Regions from separate parts of the Homo sapiens genome. Here all the other regions are linked to region 1. A link is a loop called in an ENCODE intact Hi-C map of the cell type or tissue named here. Cell type or tissue: endothelial cell of umbilical vein. All regions are shown on one strand. Region 1 has its middle 9.7 kb from the start of LINC01925. Region 2 holds the start of CLUL1 (clusterin like 1). Region 3 overlaps COLEC12 (collectin subfamily member 12).

Region 1 (8,000 bases):
CAGAGAGGGGCCCTGGAGAAAATGGATTGCCACTTCTGCAGTGAAATGCAGGTTTTATAAATGAGCTTGAGGAGGCGGTGTCTGATTTACATAGGGCACAAAAGATTGGTTGGACCAGGTGTGCCATTTGCACAGCACGTGAAGAAGCTGGGCGTCCCACCCTAATCTCTTATTATTTATTTATTTATTTATTTATTTATTTATTTGAGACTGAGTTTCGCTCTTTTTGCCCAGGCTGGAGTGCAATGGCGTGATCTCTGCTCACTGCAACCTCCGCCTTCAGGGTTCAAGCAATTCTCCTGCCTCAGCCTCCCAAGTAGCTGGGATTACAGGCATGCACCACCACCCCGGCTAATTTTGTATTTTTAGCAGAGACGGGGTTTCTCCATGTTGGTCAGCCTGGTCTTGAACTCCCGACCTCAGGTGATCCACCAGCCTCAGCCTCCCAAAGTGCTGGGATTACAAGCATGAGCCACTGCACCAGGACCCCTAATCTCTTATTATGCAGATGAGTTCTCTACTTGGTAGATGCTATGTTACCTGGTTCTTTACTATACACGTGGTGACAAAGAAAAGGGAGGATGGAGCCTCCATGTTGAATATACCTGGCCCTCAGGTAGCCCTTTTTTATTGGCACAGCTGCTGGCATTTACCCATGCAAGCTTCCAGCTTGCTTATCTATGTCTGCAGTTCGATTTTTCAGGCTACTCTTTGTTAGAAAATAAATGATCCAGCAGCTGCTTTTTTTAAAAAAGGGAAATTCCGCAGAGGGCTCTGTTGCCCTTACTATCTGCCTAAATAATTTCTTTCTAGCTCCTGTATCAGTAACCCCTGTCTAAGAGGTAAGGGAGGGTAGTAAAGAACAACCTCATCGGTCTAGATATTCATGGGACTCATACCCCTCAAGAGGCCAACACTATCAATAACCATAACTAATTTGGGACTGCAGATTATTAGAGTGCACTGTTAGACAACAATAGAAGGCTTTAGTGGAGAGATCATTGAATAAGTCAGTAGTGTAGACACAGGCAGTTGAACTGATCACAAAGATGAGGCCCTTTAAAAAACATCTGAAAGACTGATACTTGACAATAGCAGGCATTTATTGAGAGATCACTGTGTTTTAAGTACCTTCCATAAATCATTTCATTTAATCATCACAACAGTTCTATAAGGGAGGTATTATTGCCCTGATTCTTTGATGAATGTGAAATTCAGAGAGTTTAAGCAAATTGTTCAATGTCACTCAGCTAAACAAATGGCATAGCAGGAATTCAAATTCACGTGCATGACTGCAAAGCCTATTCTCTGCACCCCTACACCAGAGGATCCACAGCTAGGGTCTCCAGCTGAGCATCCACAGTGTGATGGAATAACATGTCGATAGACTTATTCAAATAACAACTTTGTTGACAGCCAGGCAGCAGAATAGTGAGGTACTTGTACTTTAATCACTTCAAATGTGCCACCCCCAAATCTATATTCAGCAGTGTTCAGCAAACACAAAAAATTGAGAACCACCTCTATATGCTATGAACAACAACAAAAAACTCAGGTTACTCTCTTGGAAGATCCAGAAACTGCATTAACAGTTGCCAAAGGGAATTTCAACTAAATGAATATCTGTTCTTTAAAGAGGTCAGGAAATAAGATTAAGAACACTTACACATTCTTGAGATAGTCCTTGCTTGGTATGTTTTCTTAAGAACCAGTGTAATTTTACTTTATCAGGAAGATTATGGCTCTGTTGAAATACTGTTAAAGTGGCAGTATAAAGGTTTCAAATGTTTTTTTAGCAACGGTAAGTTTACTATATATAAAAACATGAATCAGGAAAGGAAGGAGGAGAAATGACTGTTTTTATGCCCTAAAAAAAAAAATCAGAAAAATTTTCAAACTTACTAATATTTCAATGAGACAACCATTTTCTTCTCTCTCTCTCTCTCTCTCACACACACACACACAAACACATACACAGGTATACACACAGAGGATCTTTGAAAATTCTTACTTGTAAAATATGAGTTACAGTGGGGAATAATGCACATTTAATTGGTGAAACTTACGTGACTCTCCTTTTTTTTTTTTTTTTAAGAGACAGAGTCTTACTCTGTGGCCCAGGCTGGAGTGCAGTGCTATGATCATAACTCACTGCAGCCTAAGTAGCCTACAGTGTAAGTCACTGTGCCTCACTCCTCTATTAAGCTTATAGTTTTGTAGCTGATATGGTTTAGATTTGTGTCCCCACCCAAATCTCATGTCGAACTGTAATCCCCAGTGCTGGAGGAGGGGGCCTGGAGGGAGGTGATTGGCTCATGGGGGTGGATTTTCCCCTTGTTCTCATGATAGTGAGTGAATTCTCCCGAGATGTGGTTGTTTGAAAGTGTATAGCACCTCCCTTCTTGCTCTCTCTCCGTCCTTCTCTGGCCACGTAAGACGCGCCCGCTTCCCCGTTGCCTTTTGTCATGATTGTAAGTTTCCTGAGTCGTCCCCAGCCCTGCTTCCTATACAGCTTCCAGAACTGTGCATCAATTAAACCTCTTTTCTTGATAAATTACCCAGTCTCAGGTAGTCCTTTATAGTGATGCGAGAACAGACTAATGCAGTAGCTATCATAGAACTAAAATTGTATTTAAGGCTCAAGATAAAAGCAACCAGAATTTAAATTTTATGATTAGAAAAAACTCTGTGCAGGCCGGGCACGGTGGCTCACGCCTGTAGTCCCAGCACTTTGGGAGGCCGAGGCGGGCGGATCACGAGGTCAGGAGATCGAGACCATCCTGGCTAACAAGGTGAAACTCCGTCTCTACTAAAAATACAAAAAAATTAGCCAGGCATGGTGGTGGGCGCCTGTAGTCCCAGCTACTCGGGAGGCTGCGGCAGGAGAATGGCGTGAACCCGGGAGGCGGAGTTTGCAGTCAGCTGAGATCGCACCACTGCACTCCAGCCTGGGTGACAGAGCGAGACTCTGTCTCAAAAAAAAAAAGAAAAGAAAAAACTCTGTGCATATATATGAGGATCAATAAAGTATGTCTAATGAGCACTACAATATTCAATATTACTCTTTTGAAAGAAAATGAATATTCACCATGAAGAATCAAATGAGATCTCAACTATCTTTGTGACTAACAGACAGAAAATGGTCAAAACAATTCATTTTGGCAATCCACACCAGCCAATTGCAGTTCACACTTTCTCATAATTTTCCCTGCCCAGCAAAGAAACTAGAGCACAGCTGTCCATAGACATGCTGTACCTACTTCCCACAAACCCCACAATGAGTCTCTGCAACTCAGAAAGCACAGGCAGGGTTAAAAGCAAACTGTCTGAGGTCAGATAGCCATGAGTTTGAATCCTGGTTCTGTCCCTGATCACTTGTGGTGCTTGGAGCAAGTTACTTAACTTCTCAGAGCTTGAGTTTCCTTATCTGTAAAATGGGGACGATCATAGTAACAACCATGTTCACAGGGCAGTCAGTGGAGTGTTTGCTCATGGGACATGATCAGTCAATGTTAGCTAGCGATCCTTACTACTCCCAGAGGGTGAGAACCTGGAAGGGTGTGTGTTTGATACATTTTTTTATTTTCCAAAGTACCCAGAGAAGGGCCTCAGCCACAGAAGGGGCTGTATAAAGGCTTACTGAATGAGTGCTGGCTGCCCTCTATAGCTTGCTGGTGGTAACCATAGACACAGTATAGATTGGATCTGAGCATGAGAAGGAAAGGGGTTTGGTTAAGGCCAGTTTGTCCTCCCTGACCTCCATTATAAGTGGGTTGGGGTTTGCTTTCCCTGGAAGATGGCTCATTTCCTTTCCATGGACTCACTTTGTAGTTGTTCACACTACTCTGACTCACGACTCATAAATCATAGACTCTACACGCGGGGACACCAGTTGTTTTTTGTTTTGTTTTGTTCGTTTTGTTTTGTTTTAAGAAACAGGGTCTTGCTCTGTCACCCAGGCAGGAGTGCAGTGGTGCAATCACAGCTGAGTGCAGTAGTGTGATCACAGCTCACTGCAGCCTTGAACTCCTGGGCTCAAGTGATCCTCCCACCTCAGCCTCCCAAGGAGCTGGGATTACAGGCATATGCCACCATACCTGACTAGTTTTTTGTTTGTTTGTTTGCTTGTTTTTTGTAGAGATAAGGGCTTGCTATGTTGCCCAGGGTGGTCTCAAACTCTTGGGCTCAAGCAATTCTCCTGCCTCAGCCTTCCAAAGTGCTGTGATTACATATGTGAGCCACTGCACCCAGCCCTCACTGGGTCTTATGTGTCTTTGGGGCCAACCTCTCACTAGCTTCAATGACCTATGAATAATTAACTGGGAAGCTCCCTCTTCCCCTTTAAAAAAAAAAAGTCTCTTGCTATAAATCTACCAAACATAGCTGGATAGATGCCCTCAAAATCCAAAGAGCTTGCTCACATACACAGACCTGTAAAAAAGAAAGCCAAATTCCAAAAATAATCTGCACAAACTGATTTTTATTTCCACTTTTTCTTTCCTTGAGCTCCAGTTTCACATTGCTGCCCTTCTTAGAAGCTAGTTCTCACTGGTCATTATAGAAATTATATGTCTGGTAAAATCATTACACATTTCATTTAGAAAGTGAGACGAAAAATACTTCCTTCTGAGGTGGTACAAGTTCCATTTACGGCCAAACATTGAGAGGCCAGCCTCGCTTCTCATAAAATCCAATCCTCTTTTTTCCTTAGATGACTTTTCCTCATTCTTCGGGATTTCATGTCAATGCCACTTCCTCCTGGAAGCCTTTTCTAATACATAAAAACTGCTAAGAGTCCTATGCATTGTCTTAGTCTCTTTACATGCATTATCTCATTTAATCCTGAAACTAACCTGAGGAGTAACTTGCTATCATTATCTCTATTTCATAGTTGAAGAGGCAGAGTACAGGGCCAGAAGGTAAGTTGGCAGAACTGGCATTCACACACAGGTGGTATGACTTCAGAGCTCTTACTCCTAAGTGCTACACTATCCTATTTTCCAAAGTACTACTTGCTCTCAAAGCACTCTTTTTCTTCTTTCTTTTTCTTTTTCTTCTATCACAGCACTTGTAGTAAACGTTAGTGGGGTTCTAGCCCATCCCCCATCTCCCGCCCCTTTCCTAACACCTTTCTATTTCAATCTGGTTACACAATCTCCACCCCTGGCCCTAAGGGTGAAACACATGATATAGGCTAAGCCCATCGACATATTTCCTCCCATTGTGCACAGTGATTGGTTGGGGTAGGGATATGCCCTAGGCTGACCCAATCAGAATTCATCTTGAGACTTTAGTCAGGATGCCGGGAATGGGAGGCAGATTCCTTATTCCTTGCTATATGTGAATCACATAGCTTTAGGAGTTGCTGCAGCCATCTTGGGATTATAGACAAATGTGATGACAAAAGAGCTTGTCATGGAACCAGAGCTGAGAAATAAAGAGAAAAAAGTGCTTGATCTTGTCACATGCTTTGAGCTGCCTGGAACAAATCTTCCTGAAGCCATCCTACGTGTGAACTTCACAGGTATATGTAAATTTCCTTTGTTGTTAACCCAGTTGGAATTGGGTGTTCTGTTTCTTGCACTCAGAAGCTTCTTAACTTACTAGCATTTACACATGGTATTTTTCTGGATTTTTTTTTTCCAGACAGAGTCTCACTCTGTGGCCCAGGCTGGGTTACAGTGGCACAATCTCATCCCACTGCAACGTCCACCTCCGGGGTTCAAGCCATTCTTCTGCCCCAGCCTCCGGAATAGCTGGGATTACAGGTGCCCACCACCATGCCTGGCTAATTTTTTGTATTTTAGTAGAGACGGGGTTTCACCATGTTGCCCAGGCTAGTCTCGAACTCCTGACCTCAAGTGATCCACCCGCCTCGGACTCCCAAAGTGCTAGGATTACAGGCGTGAGTCACTGCCCCCGGCCTTTTCTTGATTGTTTAATTGTTTTTTCTCCCCGGTAAACACTAAGATCCTTGAGGGTGGGAACCACCACTGTCTTGTCACAATTGTGTTCCCAGTGCTTGGTACCTGGTAGGGGTTGCATGAATATATGTCAAATGAGTGAAATGAATGAACGGCAGATTTTCTTGGGCGGTGAGTGACCTGAACCACACTTTCAGTTTGCTTAGATTTCATGTCATTTACAGGTGCTTGAAATCTCCAACTGGAACCTGAAAACTGTGGGGTAGCCAAACCAGGCAAAGAGATTGAAAGGAATTTTCCGATTTCCAAACTATTTCAGTTGTACTACATTAGCTAAGATCTCCATTGAATGGATTTTTAAATCCTTAAAACAAGAATACCACAAAGTCCAAACAACTGCAAATGAAAGACTCCCATTGGAATAAAACCATAATCAAGTACTTTAAACAAAAATATAAATACTACATTAAAATGTCTAAAGTAATTACGTACAATATAAACTTGCAGTAACATACCTTTTACCTGATGGTCTTCATCTGTGTTTTATCTTTAGCCGAAAAAAACAACAACAACAACAAAGAAAAAGCCCCCAAACCAGGATAAACTGGAAACATTTATTAAAGCAACCATCAATTTTACTGCCATCATATTTTGAGGCCTGAAACATCAAAGATTTACTGATGTTATCTATAAATAATAATTTTTACATGAGTTACAGTTAAACTATACATTCAAAGCATAACAATGGCAGGAGGAGCCTGGAAGAACTCTTACAGGTCATCCAGTCTAACTCCTTAATTTACCCAAGAGAAGACAGAAGACCTAGTGGAGGCCAGGCACGGTGGCTCACCCCTGTAATCCTAGCATTTTGGGAGGCTGAGGTGGGCAGATCACTTGAGGTCAGGAGTTCGAGACCAACCTGGCCAACATGGTGAAACCCCGTCTCCACTAAAACTACAAAAATTACCCAGGCATGGTGGCATGCACTGGTAGTCTCAGCTACTTGGGATGCTGAGGCAGGAGAATGGCTTGAACCTGGAAGGTGGAGGTTGCAGTGAGCCAAGACTGCGTCACTACACTCCAGCCTGAGCAACAGAGCGAGACTCTGTCTCCAAAAACAAAAACAAAAACAAACAAACAAACAAACAAACAAACAAAAACAACAGAAGACCTAGTGGGAAAGATTTACCTGTGTTTCATTCAACCTAACAATACAACAAGCGTTCACTGGGTCATGCTGTATGTGAGATTTGGTGTTAGATATTGAAAAATAAGGCCGGGCATGGTGGCTCACGCCTGTAATCCCAGCACTTTGAGAGGCCGAGGCGGGTGGATCACGAGGTCAGGAGATTGAGACCATCCTGGCTAACACAGTGAAACCCCATCTCCACTAAGAATACAAACAATTAGCTGGGTGTGGTGGTGGGCGCCTGTAGTCCCAGCTACTCGGGAGGCTGAGGCAGGAGAATCGCTTGAACCCAGGAGGCAGAGCCTTGCAGTGAGCTGAGATTGCGCCACTGCTCTCCAGCCAGGGCGACAAAGTGAGACTCTGTCTCAAAAAAAAAAAAAAAATAAACAAACAAACAAACAAAAAGAAAAAGAAAAGGATATAAAAAGATAGGTTACAACCTAGTTGGGAAAAGAAAGGTATGCAGACACATGCCGTGTAGTGTGATATATTCTATCATCGAGGTGTAAAATCAGATTCTTCAGGCCAGGCACAGTGGCTCATTCCTGTAATCCCACCACTTTGGGAGGCTGAAGCGGGCAGATAGCTTGAGCCCAGGAATTCAAGACCAGCCTAGGCAGCATGGTGAAACCCTGTCTCTACAAAAAATGCAAAAAAAAAAAAAAAAAAAAAGCCAGGCATGGTGGTGAGCGCCTGTAGTCCAAGCTGCCAGGGAGCCTCAGGTACGAGGATTACCTGAGCCTGGGAGGTTGAGGCTGCAGTGATCTGTGATGGCACAACTGCACTCCAGCCTGGGCAACAGAGCAAGACCCTGTCTCAAAAAATAAATAAATAATAAGTAAATAAAACAAAAAAGCAAATGAAGGATGAGGGATCAGTCAATTGGA
Region 2 (8,000 bases), 73 kb before region 1:
CACAAGACTTTTTTATACTTTTCTTGGTATATCTAATTTATGTGTTCATTTATTTATGTATTTATTTATTTTTTATTATTTTTATTTTTTGAGATGGAGTCTCGCTGTGACACCCAGGCTGGAGTGCAGTGGCACGATCTCGTCCCACTGCAACCTCCGTCTCCTGGGTTCAAGCGATTCTCCTGCCTCAGCCTTCCAGGTAGCTGGGATTACAGGCATGTGCCACCACATCCAGCTAATTTTTTTTTTTTTTGAGATGGAGTCTCACTCTGTTGCCAGGCTGGAGTGCAGTGGTGTGATCTGGGCTCACTGCAACCTCCGACTCCCTGGTTCAAGCAGTTCTCCTGCCTCAACCTCCTGAGTACCTGGGATTACAGGCACACTTCACCACGCACAACTAATTTTTGTATTTTTAGTAGAGACAGGGCTTCATTCACCATATTGGCCAGGCTGGTCTCAAACTCCTGATCCCAAGGGATCCAACCACCTCAGCCTCCCAAAGTACTGGGATTACAGGTGTGAGCCACCGCGCCCGGCCAGTATATCTAAGTCAGATGACAACAGCACAAGAAGGACAGAATTCACTGGAAAGGTTCATTTTGATCATCCTATTTTGCTGAGTTCAGGCTAATATCTCCAGAAGTGACACAAACTTGGAAACAGAAATATCCATGTGGGGCTATCAGCACAAGATACAAAGCATGAAAACCACAAAATATTTCAATCAGTGATGCTCATCTATCAGTTGAACAATATCACCTCCAGAAAGTGGCATACATTAGACAATTAATAAAAGCTTCTTGACTGTCTAGAGTCAGGTAAGCCGAGGATATTTTTGAGGCACGAAGTAATCCAGATATTTTAATGAGACAGATGAGGCCATTGGGTAGGGTGATCAACCGTCCCAGTTTGCCTGGGACTGTCCTGGTTTTAGTACCCATTGTCCCTCAGCCTGGGAAACCCTGAGTCCTGGGTAAACAGGGACAGTTAGTCACCCTATGATTACAGCCAATTTTTTAAAATGTAGATTTTTATTTCTTATGATATAGCTTCAGTGAGAGGTATTATTCAAAGATGATTAAGCCATTACAGCTCTTGGACAGTTATCTTGCGTTTTGTAAAACTTGGAACTGTCTCTAACTGGGATCTGGTGACTTCACTGATTATCCAATTAAGAAGTCCTAAGACAAACTTCACTGCCAGTATTCTATTAACCCCAGTCCTTATAAAACTACTTAATCTATTAATTCCTCAGGTGCACAATCAAAACGTACTCTAGCATATTTCTAGAAATAATAAGCCTCTCTTTCCACAAATTTCCTCAGGTTTCTGAGTGTATTTCCAAACACCTCGCCAAGCCTTCTTCTCTGTAAACTGCAAATCCCTTGTTCTAATATTCTACAAGAGAAATATACAGACACAACTACTGTACCACGGACCATTTCAAATCTCTGCATGTGCTAAGCGAGAAAATGGTTGAGAACAATAGAAGACTTTTTGCAGTAAGTCCTTATCCTCAAACTTTTGCCTGAACTGTAGAAACCTGATATGCAATAAATGTCCTGGTCTTGAGCCAGATAAACTCCATTACAGTGAGAAACATCATACAGAGACTGATTTATGTGTCCTTCATGTCTGTCCAGGAAATATTTAGCCAATATGTAGTATTTACAATGTATGAGAGATTTTAGGGAAAAAAAGGCAAATGGATTGTTCGAATCTTGGTAGGAAAGGCTAATGCTACTGAAGCAAATAAAAAATAAAAAATAAAACCCAACTGCTGAGTTCAGTCACAACATGCAAGTGATCATCCATCTAACAACAGTTTGCTTTTAGGAAGAATAGATAAACCAGTCACCAAAACTATCATCAGCCTATGTGATGTGCTACTAAGGGAAATAATTCAGTTCATACTTCGGGTTTAAATTATTATTAATTTTTTTTTTTTTTTGAGATGAAGTCTGGCTCTGTAGCCCAGACTGGAGTGCAGTGGCGCGATCTCGGCTCACTGCAAGCTCCGCCTCCCGGGTTCACACCATTCTCCTGCCTCAGCCTCCTGAGTAGCTGGGACTATGAGTAGCTGGGACTACAGGCGCCCGCCAACACACCCAGCTAATTTTTTGTATTTTTAGTAGAGATGGGGTTTCACCGCGTTAGCCAGGATGGTCTCAATCTCCTGACCTTGTGATCTACCCACCTCAGCTTCCCAAAGTGCTGGGATTACAGGCGTGAACCACCGCACCTGGCCAATTATTATTAATTTTTATCTTTATGACAGTCGTTGACATTTTGGGTAATAAAAATAAATCTGGTGATAAAAATAAATGATTAAAATAAGCAGTCTTAATCATTTGAAAATCAATTATTTCTAAAGTTTAAAAAATTACCTAAACATTTACAATCACCATCACCTGAAAAAGCTAATAATAATAATGAAAGCTATCTTTATTAAGCATCTTCTACTGTCCCAGGCACCACCATGTTAGAAATTTTCCATAGTGCCTCATTTAATCCTTTCAACCTTATGATATGAGTATTACCAATCCTGTTTCATAGATAAATAAGATAAGGATCATAGAGGTTAAGTAATTTGCTCACTATCACAATCTGGTAGACAACCGGAATTTTATCTAACCCAGGTCTCTGTTCTTTCCACAACATCACATAATTACCTTAAAAACAACAACAACAACATACACTTAAAGACATGTAAAAATACTATTCTGGTAACTATATTACTTTGCTTCTATGTAATTTCATTTTATTTTGAGAATTAAGAATGAAGTTAAATAAGAAACCTTATATGGCATTATAAAATCTACTATAATCATTCCTTTTATGTATTGTAGAGGTATTTGTATCTTTAGCGCTTGTTGAATGGTACTAGCTAATAATTGTACTCATTTCTCTAATTTGCTCACATATTTCAATCTCTGAAAAAGTTGCCAAAAGCTGTTAACAGACAACAATGGACATATTTTTAAAGTTTAGTAAATCAGAACAACATAGGCACATGCTAAAGATTAATTTGGAATCATTTACATATATGCCTTCTGAAAAAAAGAAAGAGGGGGTGCTTTTTTTTTAAGTCCGGAAAAAGGAATGCAACCTATTTCTTGCAAGGGCATATGAGTGGATCTCATATTCTCACACATGGCTTTGTTTTCAAATTCTTCAAAGTGCAGAAATTCTTTTAATTTAAAGGTGAGCCCATGGAAAATCTGGACCAGCTGTAGAAAACCATCCAAGAACTCAGTGCCACAGCCACTTTTTTGGTTGTGACACAAACCCCAGGGTGATCTGACCCTCTGCTCACCAGTGTTGTAAATTATCCAAGAGAGGTACTTCTGTTCCCACTGCTGCCTCCATGGAATTCATTGTCTCATTAGCTGATACTGCCTAGAGGATGTTAGAGAGGAACTCAGGCAGCCTTGAGACTCAAGAGAGACTCCAGGCTGTCGAAAGAAGGAAGACTCACAAAGCGTCTAAATTCAGACCCTTTACACTGGAGAGGAAGACTTGGGAAACAGCCACATCTCACTGTTTGAGGGACCTGGAAAAACAGATCATCGTGACTTTCTTCAAGGTCACGCAAAGTTTAAGTGATTTTTACTGTCCCACATTCCAGCATGTCCTCTTCTATGCATTCATTTCCCATGGTAGTTCATCATTCTCTATTTATGGCATTTTTATTAGGTAACAGTATCTCATCTCTTCCCGATAATTGTGCTGCTGCATATTTTTAGAAACTTTTCCACCCGCCATTGTCAGGGACTGAGGAGTTGCATTAATGTTGAGTTTGAAAATTCTGTTCTTGCATCAGGCAGGTAAAAGTGGCCTTATTAGTATTTCTGTTTTCAATGTCTGGAGAAAAGTCCCAGGGAGAGAAAAACAAGATAAAGCATCATGTTGTCCACTGGTAAAATCTGTACGTGGAAAGTAGGCTAAGCTAGAGTAATCGGTTTAAGGTAGCAGTTAATAGTGTCTGCAGCTCTTTACTTCGTTAACCTCAGTTAACCAGGACCTGGCACAATGGGGATTGAAATCAGGGGGCTTATCCACAGTTTCCTCAAATACTGATTTTATCAAGTTGGGCTGATAATTCCATAAACTGTATGAGCATTGATAGTTAGATGTGATCGTTTTCAGAGTGATTCTTTTTCTGCTTGGGTTTATTTATTTATTTATTTTGAGACAGAATCTCACTGTGTTGTCCAGGCTGGAGTGCAGTGGCGCAATCTCGGCTCACTGCAACCTCCGCCTCCCGGGTTCAAGCGATTCTCCTGCCTCAGCCTCCCAAGTAGATGGGATTACAAGCATGCACCACCACAATCGACTAATTTTTGTGTTTCACCATGCCGGCCAGGCTGGCCTCCAACTCCTGACCTCAAGTGATCGGCCCCCCTCGGCCTCCCAAAGTGTTGAGATTACAGGCGTGAGCCACCACACCCGGCTCCGCTTAGTTTTTGCCAGTAGTTTTGCAGGGATGGTGTGTCTCCCCGCCTCTACCTCCTCCTCCTGTTTTGAAAAAGAGAATAAACGTATTGGAACAGCCCAGGAGATTGCCTGAGTTTTGCTGGCAGCCTCTGAAGCAGCCCACAGTATTTCTACCTTCCCCGGCAAGAACAGTGGCTTTGTTCTGTCCGCGCCGGAGGGGCCGGGCGTCTGCGGAGCTCGGCCTTGGACTTGGGAGCGGCTTTCTCTGGCTCTCCGGAGAAATGGGCAAGAGCGGCGAGGAGAGAAATCTGGGGCCCGGAGGATGTTCTCACCTGTCATTCCTAAGATGCGCTTGAGTGCTGCCCCCTGGAGGCGTCTGTGCCACCGGCTGGAAGTCAGCCGAGGGCACAGGGTGTCAGCAACCTCCAGGGTGGAAACCAACCCCGCGGCCCGGGCCTGCAGGTGACGCAGGGTGGGCGGGGCCTGCAGACGCCGGGTGGGCGGGGCCTGCAGGTGACGCCGGGTGGGCGGGGCCTGCAGACGCCGGGTGGGCGGGGCCTGCAGGTGACGCCGGGTGGGCGGGGCCTGCAGACGCCGGGTGGGCGGGGCCTGCAGGTGACGCCGGGTGGGCGGGGCCTGCAGACGCCGGGTGGGCGGGACCTGCAGGTGACGCCGGGTGGGCGGGGCCTGCAGAGGACCTGCGCGTCCGGATCTGAAGCGAGCAGAGCCCTCTCTACTCCAGCTGAACGGTGATGGTCGTCAGGAAGGAATGTGGGCTCACTGTGGAAAGAACATTCAGTTTTTCAAAAGAAGACAGAAATAGGGATGCTTATGTGAAATTCCTGATTTTTCAAACTTGGCAACTTAATTCAGTTAAAAAAAAAAAAGCATTTCTATGGCAGGACCACGAGTCATAGGTAGAACGCCTTGTACACATTAGAAAGAGAGCCTCGCTCTGGGCAGATAAAGCAGGAGGGGAAAAAAGTAGTGGGTCAAAGGTGCCTCTGAGCAGTTGCTCCCCTGCCCGACTGCTGGGCTTAATGCGATGGTCATGGCTGGATGTCAGCCTCCCTGTGGGGACACTGACACAGCTGCAGCAGCCCTGAGAGAGTCGCCAAGTGGGCCTGCCCATGCCAGGTGCTGTCCTTGGGCCCCAGGTTCACAAACTCTGGATGCTGGAACAGGTAGCCAGAGAGGGCAGGAAAGGCAGTGCAACTTGCAAGTCTACCCTTGTTAAAGGGCCCTACAATTGTAAAATTTCATGCCCCCCATATCCCAAACATCCTCTCCGTATTCCTGGATGATGAACGTTGGCTTGGGAGGCATGTTTACTCTAGGCAATATTTTTCTGAGGTTATTATACTCTGTGTGTGAGGAAGATTCATCTATGTATCCACTTTATCTTTTGGGAGTACATTTCACCTGTTGTTATTTTTAACATCTTCCCTTGATTGACCTGCTCGTGCTGGACCTCTTTAAATTATTTCTAATTCTGACAACATCCTGACAAGGTAATATAATTCCACTTACTTTACAAATAAAGACACTGAGGCTTCAAGAAGTAATTTTTCCCCAGACCAGCTAGGAAATGGCTGTGCAGAGCTTCAAACCCAGGTCTGTCTTACTAGGAGGCTGATGACTTTGATACTTCTACCTGAGATGGCAAAGTCTGTGTCTCTTCTCCCTGACGTCATCTAATGAAGATCTATGCTGTCTGAGCACTTAATGCCTAAGAATCTTCCATTTGGTGCCTTCCCCTTTCCCCTTTTTATATCTTTATAAATTTAACAACAGCTCTTTTGTATAGCAAAGAATGCATCTTTGTGGCACATAACTTTAAAAATAATAACATCACCAGATGCACACATCCAAATGAGTGTGGGTTGCCTTGATGATTAGAGACGTATTCCAGTGAGGCTGTTGCCAGTCACCGTCTTTCTTGTGCTTCTTTTTTAAAGAAGTACCTTCAAAGCCAGTTTACAAAACATTCAAAGAAAGTAGCCTTCTCATTTAGGTGGCATTTACTGTTTTAAATCACGAACGAAAATATCCAGCTTCCCCAGCCGCTCTTTTCATCAGATTTGACCTCAAACAACTTCAGGCTAATTCAAAAAATGAAGCCCAGTCTCCATGGAGAAAGACTTGCCTCTGGAGAATGTTCAGAGGAATGTACTGGAGGTTTTTTGGTTGCCACCAAAATCGTAGTTCCAAAAATGTTCTGAGCCCAGTAGCACCATTGGTTAAGTATGTAACCTTTGAAGGGGACACATTTATTGACTGGGCAATTATCCCCTTAATTTACAGATAAATAACTGTAAAATAATTTGACAAATTGATCAAACTAAAGAGTTGGGGTGGTGGATAGTATATTGGCTTTGAGCCTGGATCCTGGAGCCAGAATGGGTTCCAATCTTTCCTTTACCACTTACTAGGTAGGTAATATTGCACAAATTACTCAATCTCTCCATGCCTTAGTTCCCTGTCTTGTAAAATAAAGATAATAATGGAATATGTAGAAGCTCCTAGACAGTGCATGGTACAGAATAAGTGTTATTTTAAGTGCAAATGTTAAAATCATATATGTCACTTTATAATACCATCTTGAATTATACATATATTAGGCAAGATTCCTAACAAAGCAGACACATTTCCCATAAGCAGTCATCATCAACTAGAGTAATAACATGTTCTTATGTAGGGAAAGTAATTTTGTGTGGTCGCTAACATCAAAATGAAATCTGCAACTCTCTATCGAAACACATCCTATTTCATTTTACATCATAGAGACTCATATTGAAGTGGAGTTGCCTAGTATGATATTACAACATCAATAGCCTGAAATATCTATGGCATTTTGGTAAAATATTCATCTAACCCATACCTCCATACCCTTAATGTCAGAACACAATCCTTAGGCAGGGCAGTCCATCTTTGGGCAGGTTTGGTTGTTGAAAAGTCTTCCTGAGACTAAGCTGAAATCTCTCCTTTATCATTCTCTCATAGAAACCCCTTGGAGCCCCATAGAAAAAGTCCTGTTTCTTTGGAGGTCACATGTCTCCAACTATTTTCTTTTTAGGAGAAACAGCCTTAGTTCCTTTAAACCATTTCTCTTTGGATATGGTTTTGTATCCTTTTGCCTTATTTATCTTGCTGGTCTCAACAGACTTTGATTTCCCCAATTTCTCTGCAAATGTACTATTCAGAGGTGAGCATGGGCCTCCAGATTATAGAGATGGGTGTCCCTCCTCATTCAGTGAATTATACTTTCATGAACGTAGCAAAGGAAAACATTCATTTTTATTTTATTTTAATTTTTATTTTGACAGCAGGCTGCACACTTACAAAAGTGCCAAAAGAAAAGACCCAATAGCCAAGAATCCTATATCCAGTGAGAATGTCCTCCAGGAACAAAGAGGGAAATAAAGACATTCACAGAGAAAAGAAAGCTAAGAGAATTTGTCACTAGGAGATCTACCCCAATAGAATGGCTAGGAAGTTCTCTAAACGAAAACAATAGAAGAAGGAACTATGGGGCATAAAGAGGGAAGAAACAACATGGTGAA
Region 3 (8,000 bases), 50 kb after region 1:
CATATGACTTTAAAATAGGAATGCAGTGGCACCAAGCTCATCTCTCCTGCGTTGGTTCCCTGGCAGAGCGGCCCGCGTGCAGCCCCGTCGCCCCTCCTCCGTGCTCCTGTTCCCCATCTACACGATTCCATGTTTCTGCGATGAGACCATGGTCCTGTGTTCTTTCCCGGGGGGGACGCACTGAAGGCAGCAGTAGGAGTGAAGATGAAACCAAGAATTATAAAGGAAAACAAACAAAAAAACACAGAAAGATAGGAATCAAGAGGAAAACCAAACTTGTCAAAATAAGGCAAAATAAATGTGGAGATGCCTACATGTTTTGGCAATCAGTAGAAATATGAAGAACCAAGAGAGAAAGTCTCTTTAGAAAGGGTGACCTTGAGAGAAAATTTTTTATAAATTTCTCAGCCATATTACCAGTTGGATGGGTTGGGGATTTGGTGAAAAACACACAAAAAAGTACATTTATGCGTGGGAGTTGCAACGGATGACTCACAGGAGACATGGTAACCACTTACAAATATTAGAGAGCACAAACAGAGGCTGGAAGAGAGTGATGCCAAGCGGTACAAATAGAAGAGAAGGACGAAATTAAAATGGGAAACCTTGGAATAGTCTATGAAAGAGACATTCCTGATGCTGAGAATTCTTGGATTCAGCCTCTAGGCAAGGCGATGGATATCCAGCATAGGACCAGAGTAGATCTTTGCAGATGGAAGAGTCTTTGAGGTGTTTTTTGTGTTTTATTTTATTATTTTAGTTTTGAGACAGAGTCTTGCTCTGTCATTCAGGCTAGAGTGCAGTGGTGCAATCGTAGCTCACTGTAACCTTGAATTCCTGGGCTCAAGCAATCCTCCTGCCTCAGCCTCTCAAGTAGCTGGGCCTACGGGTATGTGCCACTATGTCCAGCTAATTTTTAAATTTTTTGTAGAGACAATGTCTTACTATCTTGCCCCAGCTGGTCTTGAACTCCTGGGCTTAAGCAATCCTCTAGCCTCAGCCTCCCAAAATGCTGAGATTACAGGCGTGAGCCACTGCACCCAACTTAGATGATTTAACTCTCCCTTTGTTTTCACCTATAAGGGAGCTGAGGCCCAGATAGATTAAGTCCTTGCTGAAGCAAGTTAGTTGGAGCTGGGGTTAGAAGATTCTGGATCTTCTAACTCTCAGGATAATGTCGTTTTGGGGAAGGGCTCAGCAGTGAAGTGAAGTGGAGCTGACCTTTCAACTTCTGTGTTGTGGAGGGGGACCCTGCAGCTCTGGAACCCTAAAGTGGACTGGACACCCAATCTGGTTCCACTGGGGAGGCCTCATCATGGTTATAGGGCTAGGACTCTGATTCTTTAGAAGGTAAATGAGTTTTCAGTTCCTAAGAAGTGGCCAGTTGAATCCAGCAGGACCCAAGAACCCATTTCTTCAGGCATGGTTAAACTTTAACCATTGAAGGAAGACCAAGTCCCTTCCATGCAGCAGGTTGATAGTAAGGTGGTAAGTGGAAGGTGTCCAGAGACATGTCAACCCTCTAGGTCCTGCCCCTAATCACTCCTGTGTCTTGAAACCAGCTACTTAAACTCAGTGGGTGTCAGATGCTGCCTCTGCCCAACCAGCAGGGGGACACCTGCCAACGTAGGTGAGTCTACCTCACAGGGCTTTGGTGAGGTTAAGAGAGATGTCAGATGGATGGACAAGTGCTTTGAAGTTACAACACTATAAAAACACAGGACTGTATTATCACTCTCCCGAGATTTGGGGCTGTTAGCACTCTCTCAATGTTTTGGTACAGCCACTGCAGAATATCAAAGTGTGACAGACCTGAAAACTTACTCCTGAAGAAATGTAAAGGTGTGATTTTCTTCTAAAGACGGTAACATTGTAGCCTTTTATAGTTGCAAAAATAGACTGGGTGACATAGAGGGTTTACTTATTGTTTAATTTTAGGTATATATTGCTTATGCAAGTATGATAAACACAACCCGAATTTAGACTACAGAAGAGCCCGAGGTCAGTTATTCACAGGGCAAAGGAGCCATTGTTTTAGCAAATCACTACTGGGTGGGCCTGTTTCTGAAGTTATTCATATAGAGAGTTATTATTCAGAGGTGTTTGCTACATAAAGTCAAGGCTGTTTACATAATAATATTGTGCTTTTTCAAATTTAGCATACTATTACAGTAAAGAGCAAAATGCACGATCTTCTGCAGTGATCTAGCATGGTATTGTATTTGGTGCAGTCACCCCTTGTTTACTCAGGGATTCATTATTGCATTTTAGTCTCAACCAGGTCTTCTGTTTTTCTTCAGTCTTTCCATATACCAAGCTTGTTCAGCCCCGTTCCCAAAGTTCTGGGCAGGTGTCTAAAGAGGAGATGGAGTTTGGTCTGATGGTTTTGTCACTTCTTTGCTCCTCTGACAAAAGCGTCAATGAGGGGAGACTTTGAAGGGTTAATTAAGTGAGCATTTTCAAGCTTTAATCAGGCTTTGAGGGTCAGCGTTTCTTGGCCTCAGTATGCAGAGCTAATTGGGACGTAACTATAGTTACAATTTGGCAGAGTTCATTTTCTGGGACATGAGGCACCAGTATATTTTTATTTTCCATAGATATGATATGTACTACCACGAAAGTGATATTTGTCTATTTATTTCCCAGTTACCTGTTTCATTAAAAGCATCACACGTGGCTCTAGAATCCTTTATTATTATGCTTAGCAGAAAGGGAAAGAGAGGCAGCACCACCTGCATGGCCTGGGCCCTCCCTCTGGAGCCTGCATTCTCCCTTTCTGCACTGGGGCGGGGGCGCTAGACTGACTTTGTTTCATTGATTGGTCGCAATGGGTTCTCTTCTGTTATTTTTGGAATCTGATCCGGTATGATAATAGACGTCCAAAGTTAGGATGATGGAGAAGCAAGAGATACATGGTTCAGCCTGTGAAAATCACGGGTGGAGTTAAGGGTTTCCAGTGAGCAACTGTGGGCAGCTGGGAACATTTGTTGTTTGTATTTGACAAACAAAGCTTTGACAGAATTGCTTCTTTGGGGCTCAGGCATAGGAATTATTAATAGCTATGAGAGTAAAAGATCTGAATAATGGCAAACTGTGAAACAGTAACAAGAAAGTAAAAGGAAGCATTCTCTATGGAGTAGATTCAAGTTTCTTTTTTTGGTAAAAACTAAGTGGGAGAGTTCTAAGGGGATTGCTGAAAAATTATTTAGGGGTTACAGTCCAAAACGGGGTATCAGATGTCTTTTCCTCTGAGATCAGTAAGTGTGTTCTTTGAAGCATGTCCTTGAATAGTTTTGTTTATCCACAACTTCACAGGTCTCTCTATAGCTATAGCTTCAAACAAGCCAGGCTTTAACTTTCCCCTTTCTTTCCTCAAAAAATAGTTGCAGATTAGCAAGTATATTTTTAACAGTTTGGCCCACACGGTGCCGAGCATGTCGAAGCAGCCTGAGAAATCTGTGTTGAAGGGAACCCAGCCCTGCCTCTCAGTGCCCCTGCCTCATGCCTTGCCATCACCGTTCCCTCCTTCCAAACCCAGCCTCCAAAGAGATAAACACATGGAACTTTAAATTCATGGCTCCAGTTAAATTATTGAGCTGTTTCTTGCCAAGAGGTTTAGAGAAACTAATGTCTAAAAGCATAGAGGACTACTGAGGCTTCTGAAAAATCACAGCACGGATATGCTTAACCGTATAGCCAGAAAGGAAGGTTCTTTCTGAGGCACATGGCGAGTGTCTGCTTTTAATGCCAAGAGATTGGAAGAGTTTACCAAGAGGATGCCAAACTCTCTTTGGGAAGCTGCTCAAGATAAACACTTGGATGCCTCTACTTCTTGTTGCTGGGCTTTTACGGGGCAGGCTGCCTGTCTCCCCTCTGCTGGGACTCTTCCTGGAAGCCTGGCTTCATCTTCTAATTTGGACAAGGTGTTGATTTGAAGCCATCTATCTCCGACAACAAGGAGGGCTCCAGGCATCCCTCTCACCGCAGCCCTGCAGAAAGCTGACCCATTCCCTGATGGGAATGCCAGGAATTTCCATCATTTCCTGTGGGGAACGACTGAGTAAGCACAGTGAGAGGCTGTCCTTCCAGAGGCACCTTTTCCAAACATTTCTAAGTGAGGCACAGGACTGACACTGGGAGGAAGGTGAAGGGCAAGGGAACAGTGGAACTCGGTGCTCCTGGTGGGGTTTCTTTGAAATGTCCAAAACCATTTGCATCAAGTTAAGGGGAGAGTTTCATTTATGTGGTTTTACAAATCCTAATTGAGTTGGTATTTCTGAATTTATTTATTTATTTATTTTTGAGACGGAGTTTAGCTCTTGTCGCCCAGGCTGGAGTGCAGTGGCGCGATCTCGGCTCACTGCAACCTCCGCCTCCCGGGTTCAAGTGATTCTCCTGCCTCAGCCTCCTGAGTAGCTGGGACTACAGGCGCCGCCACCGAGCCCAGCTAACTTTTTTGTATTTTTAGTAGAGACGGGGTTTTATCCTGTTGGCCAGGCTGGTCTTGAACTCCTGACCTTGGGTGATCCGCCTGCCTTGGCCTCCAAAACTGCAGGGATTACAGGCGTAGCCACCACCCCTGGCCTCTGATTTAATAAGAATTCGGTGTCAAAATGGCATGTGAGGAACTCAGTGCAAAAGAGATTCTCAGGCTGACAGAGCTGGAAGGGGAGTCACAGAGTAGCTCTTTATCTGGCCCCTGTATCCTCTGCTTCCAGGCAGGCAGGTGGAGCTCCTAAACGCCGAGAAAGGGAGTTCCTTGGCTGTCACTGCTTTTTATATAAACTGAGGAGATTTCATAATCTTTATCACCATACATGATAACCACAGGCTCCTTTGGCAACACCATGCACCTAGGTTTCCCTTCTTCCTGCCAAGAGGACTTCTCACTGGTTAGGTCAGACCCTCCTTGCCTTGTCTTTCCTGCCCATCAGTAAAAAAAAGATTCAACACCACATTCCATGTGATTATGATCTGTTTTAAACCATGTGAAGAGAAAGTCGTGTGAAAGAAACCATTAAACGCTCCTTCGTGGATATCTATTATGTGCCAGGTGATTTCCCACCCATTAGTTCATTGAATTCCCCCAGAAACCCTTTGAGGTGGGAATTATATGTGGTTTACAGGTGAGAGCCAAAGCTCCCAAGGTTGGTAGCATGGCCAATGTTGGAGTTAAGCCTGATTTCAGGCCTCAGTGTTCTTTCTGCTCTACTTGTGACTGGGAAGCTCACAGACACGGCCATACTCCAGCATCCCAAAATTTTTAATGGAAAAGCAAGTCATCATAAATGATCCTGCACTAAATCAGCAGCTGTTGATATGGTCTTATATTTCACAATTTCATAATATGTGTCATATTGAACACTGGAGCCCTGAATTTTCCACCATTTAAAGTATAACTCCTCCTCCCCACTCTCTCTGGTTTTCATTCACTTATGAATCCTGGTAGGGCTGTGGGAAGGAGAAGGGTGGGATAATTTGTTTTTCCAACAATTGGGTTGAAACTGAATGTGGTTTGTTTTTATTTTTGGAAAAGTTAAAGAAAAAAAAAATCTACTCAGCTCTGTTTTGGTTAAGACAGCATGAAGACATTTAGGTTGTTTCCAGTGTTTGTTGTTGAGGGGTAGAGTGGGAAAGAGTTTCCCTTTTGGTAGCAACTGCAAGCAACTTAAGACAGACAGACTCTGAAACGTTTCTTAAAAGATATGAGTTGAGGCCGGGCGCTGTGGCTTACGCCTGTAATCCCAGCACTTTGGGAGGCCGAGGCGGGTGGATCACCTGAGGTCAGGGGTTCGAGATTAGCCTGACCAATGTGGAGAAACCCTGTCTCTACTAAAAATACAAAATTAGCTGAGCGCTGTGGCACGCGCCTGTAATCCCAGCTTCTCGGGGAGGCTGAGGCAGGAGAATCACTTGAACCTGGGAGGCGGAGGTTGCAGTGAGCCGAGATCACGCCACTGAACTCCAGCCTGGGCAACAGAGCGAAACTCCGTTTCAAAAAAATAAAAAAAAGAGATTTGAGCTGTTCATTTGGAGGCCCCTTGGGAAGAGGAAAGCTGTCCTTGGGCCATGGATTTTGAGAAAAAACTACGATCCTCTGCAAAGTTGTGAACTGGAGTGATTCTTTTTCTCTCTCACGTTCTCCCTGGGGCCCTTTGTGTTCAGTCTACACTGTGGGCTTGCGGGGGAGGTGGTGCCCAGGAAGCAAGTCTTTCGAGTGAGACAGTCCTGATTCACATACTGGTTTTGTCTTTTACTAGCTAAGCCTCATTTTGTGTATCTGTGAAATGGGTATGACAAGTATATAGTGTGTATTCTTTGGAGGATTGATATTTTATTATTGATATTCTATATATTGATATTATAAAACCATAATATATATGGGGGCCAGGTATACAGTAGGTCTGCACTAAATTGTGGCTATTATTAAACTGCTGACTGCTCCCACCCCTCCCACTCTGCTCTTTCCTCTCTCCCAGGTGCTCCAGGTCTCCCCTTGTGAAGCCCAGCAGTCCTCATTCTCTCTGATCCTTCTCACCTTATTCCCTCCCTCCCTCAAAATCTTACTGCCCTCCCTCCTATATTCTGTGCCCTGCAGCAGCCTAGTAATTTGTTCAGGGAATTCCAAAGGAGTCTATTTTCTTTTCTTCTGTTGTTTTCCTTCTTCTTCTTCTTTTTTTTTTTTTTTTTTTTTTTTTGTCACAGGGCCTCACTCTGTCACCCAGGCTGGAGTGCAGTGGTGCCATCACTGCAGCCTTGACTTCTGGGCTTAGGCGATTCTCTCACCTCAGCCTCCCAAGTAGCTGGGACCACAAGCACATGCTACCACTCTAGGCCAATTTTTAAAAAAATTTTTTTCTGTAGAGATGGGGGTCTCATTATGTTTCCTAAGCTGGTTTCAAACTCCTGGCCTCAAATGACCATCGTGGCCCCAGCCTCCTAAAGTGCTGAGATTGCAGATGTGAGGCACCACGCCTGACCAGGAGTCTATTTTCTTGAAGGACATTTTAAAAAGTGGAAAGGGTTGGTGGCCATCAGTAAAGAATAATACTTTTAAGGAAGGTAGCATACTGAGGGGTTGGAGCAGCTTCCATGGAGAGCTGACCTGTCATCGTGGCTAAGAGAATGTATGCTGGAGCCAGACTGCCTGGGTTCAGTTTCCAGCTTTGCCAGTTACGAGTGAGTAGCCTTGGGCGACTTAGCCTCTCTGTGCCTGAGCGTCCTCCTCTAGAATACAGGGATAACTGTATTGTCTGCCTGTAGGGTTCTTGTGAGAACTAAATGAGTTAATACTCAGAGTAGTGCCTTGCACCTAGAATACGTACATAATCCATACAAGATGGATGTAATGTATGTATTATGAAAAGTAGCACAAATGGGCACAAGGTGGCTACAGTGTGTCCAGGCTTTGTTTCAGTGCCTTTTTTTTAGAGGCAAAGCAGCTTTCCCAGGGGCCTTCTGTCTACTTTCCCTGTCATCTCATTGACCAACGTTGAGTCACAAGTCCTTTTCGAAATTAGTTATGTACAAAGGGAATGGGCTGTCTCTGGTTGGCTTGGACTAATTACTTGGGGAGGAATGGTTGGTGAGGAATTAAGCACTTTAGCCACTATTATTACTTGTAACAATAATATCTATAATATATAATGTAATATCATTATATTTCAAATGTAATACTAAGTTATACAAAATTATTAAAAAGCAACAATTTATATTATTATTTATATAATCTGATATACTATTATTTATAATTTGTTTCACTTTTAAAATTATTTTATATAAACTTTAAAAATTCGATTTATTCATAAAATAATTACAAGTTTACTTCCTAATTGTAACTTTGCTATAAATGAAGCTACAAGGTGCTGTTCTAGTTTTTGACAGTTTATAAAAAGAGAAGACATCAAAAACAAGACATCAGCATAATAGAGAAGTGAATGAATGAACAAAAGTCATTTTGTTTTCTGGCTCAGTATTCTCTATAGTCTTAAGCAGATTTT

Evidence for each region. Hi-C counts contacts between places; a loop is a spot of excess contacts. Peaks named below come from ENCODE experiments on the same cell type or tissue, not always from the same donor. Only the 100,000 strongest peaks of a DNase experiment are listed, where the experiment ranks them.
Region 2: it touches region 1 in a loop (2.7-fold over the local background); 3 of 110 quality-filtered maps call a loop at or near these places.
Region 3: it touches region 1 in a loop (5-fold over the local background); 2 of 110 quality-filtered maps call a loop at or near these places.

The regions. Positions count from the first base shown.
Region 1 is chr18:521,038-529,037 of GRCh38, reverse strand. No RefSeq gene overlaps it. Among named protein-coding and RNA genes, the nearest start is that of LINC01925, 9.7 kb to the right of the region's middle. In endothelial cell of umbilical vein, no CTCF peak of the experiment used is centred here; DNase peaks (open chromatin) are centred at 1,827, 2,087, 3,787 and 4,377; H3K27ac peaks cover 2,735 bases.
Region 2 is chr18:593,899-601,898 of GRCh38, reverse strand. It overlaps CLUL1 (clusterin like 1), which reads right to left and starts at 4,911. Exons shown (of 10, transcript NM_001393344.1): 1 at 4,770-4,911. RefSeq lists an enhancer at 3,931-4,430 and silencers at 4,853-4,972, 5,033-5,162. In endothelial cell of umbilical vein, a CTCF peak has its summit at 4,780 (motif pointing left); no DNase peak of the experiment used is centred here; H3K27me3 peaks cover 3,318 bases.
Region 3 is chr18:471,377-479,376 of GRCh38, reverse strand. The region is part of intron 2 of COLEC12 (collectin subfamily member 12); the gene reads left to right. Among named protein-coding and RNA genes, the nearest start is that of COLEC12, 25 kb to the left of the region's middle. In endothelial cell of umbilical vein, a CTCF peak has its summit at 1,620 (motif pointing right); a DNase peak (open chromatin) is centred at 4,026; H3K27ac peaks cover 993 bases.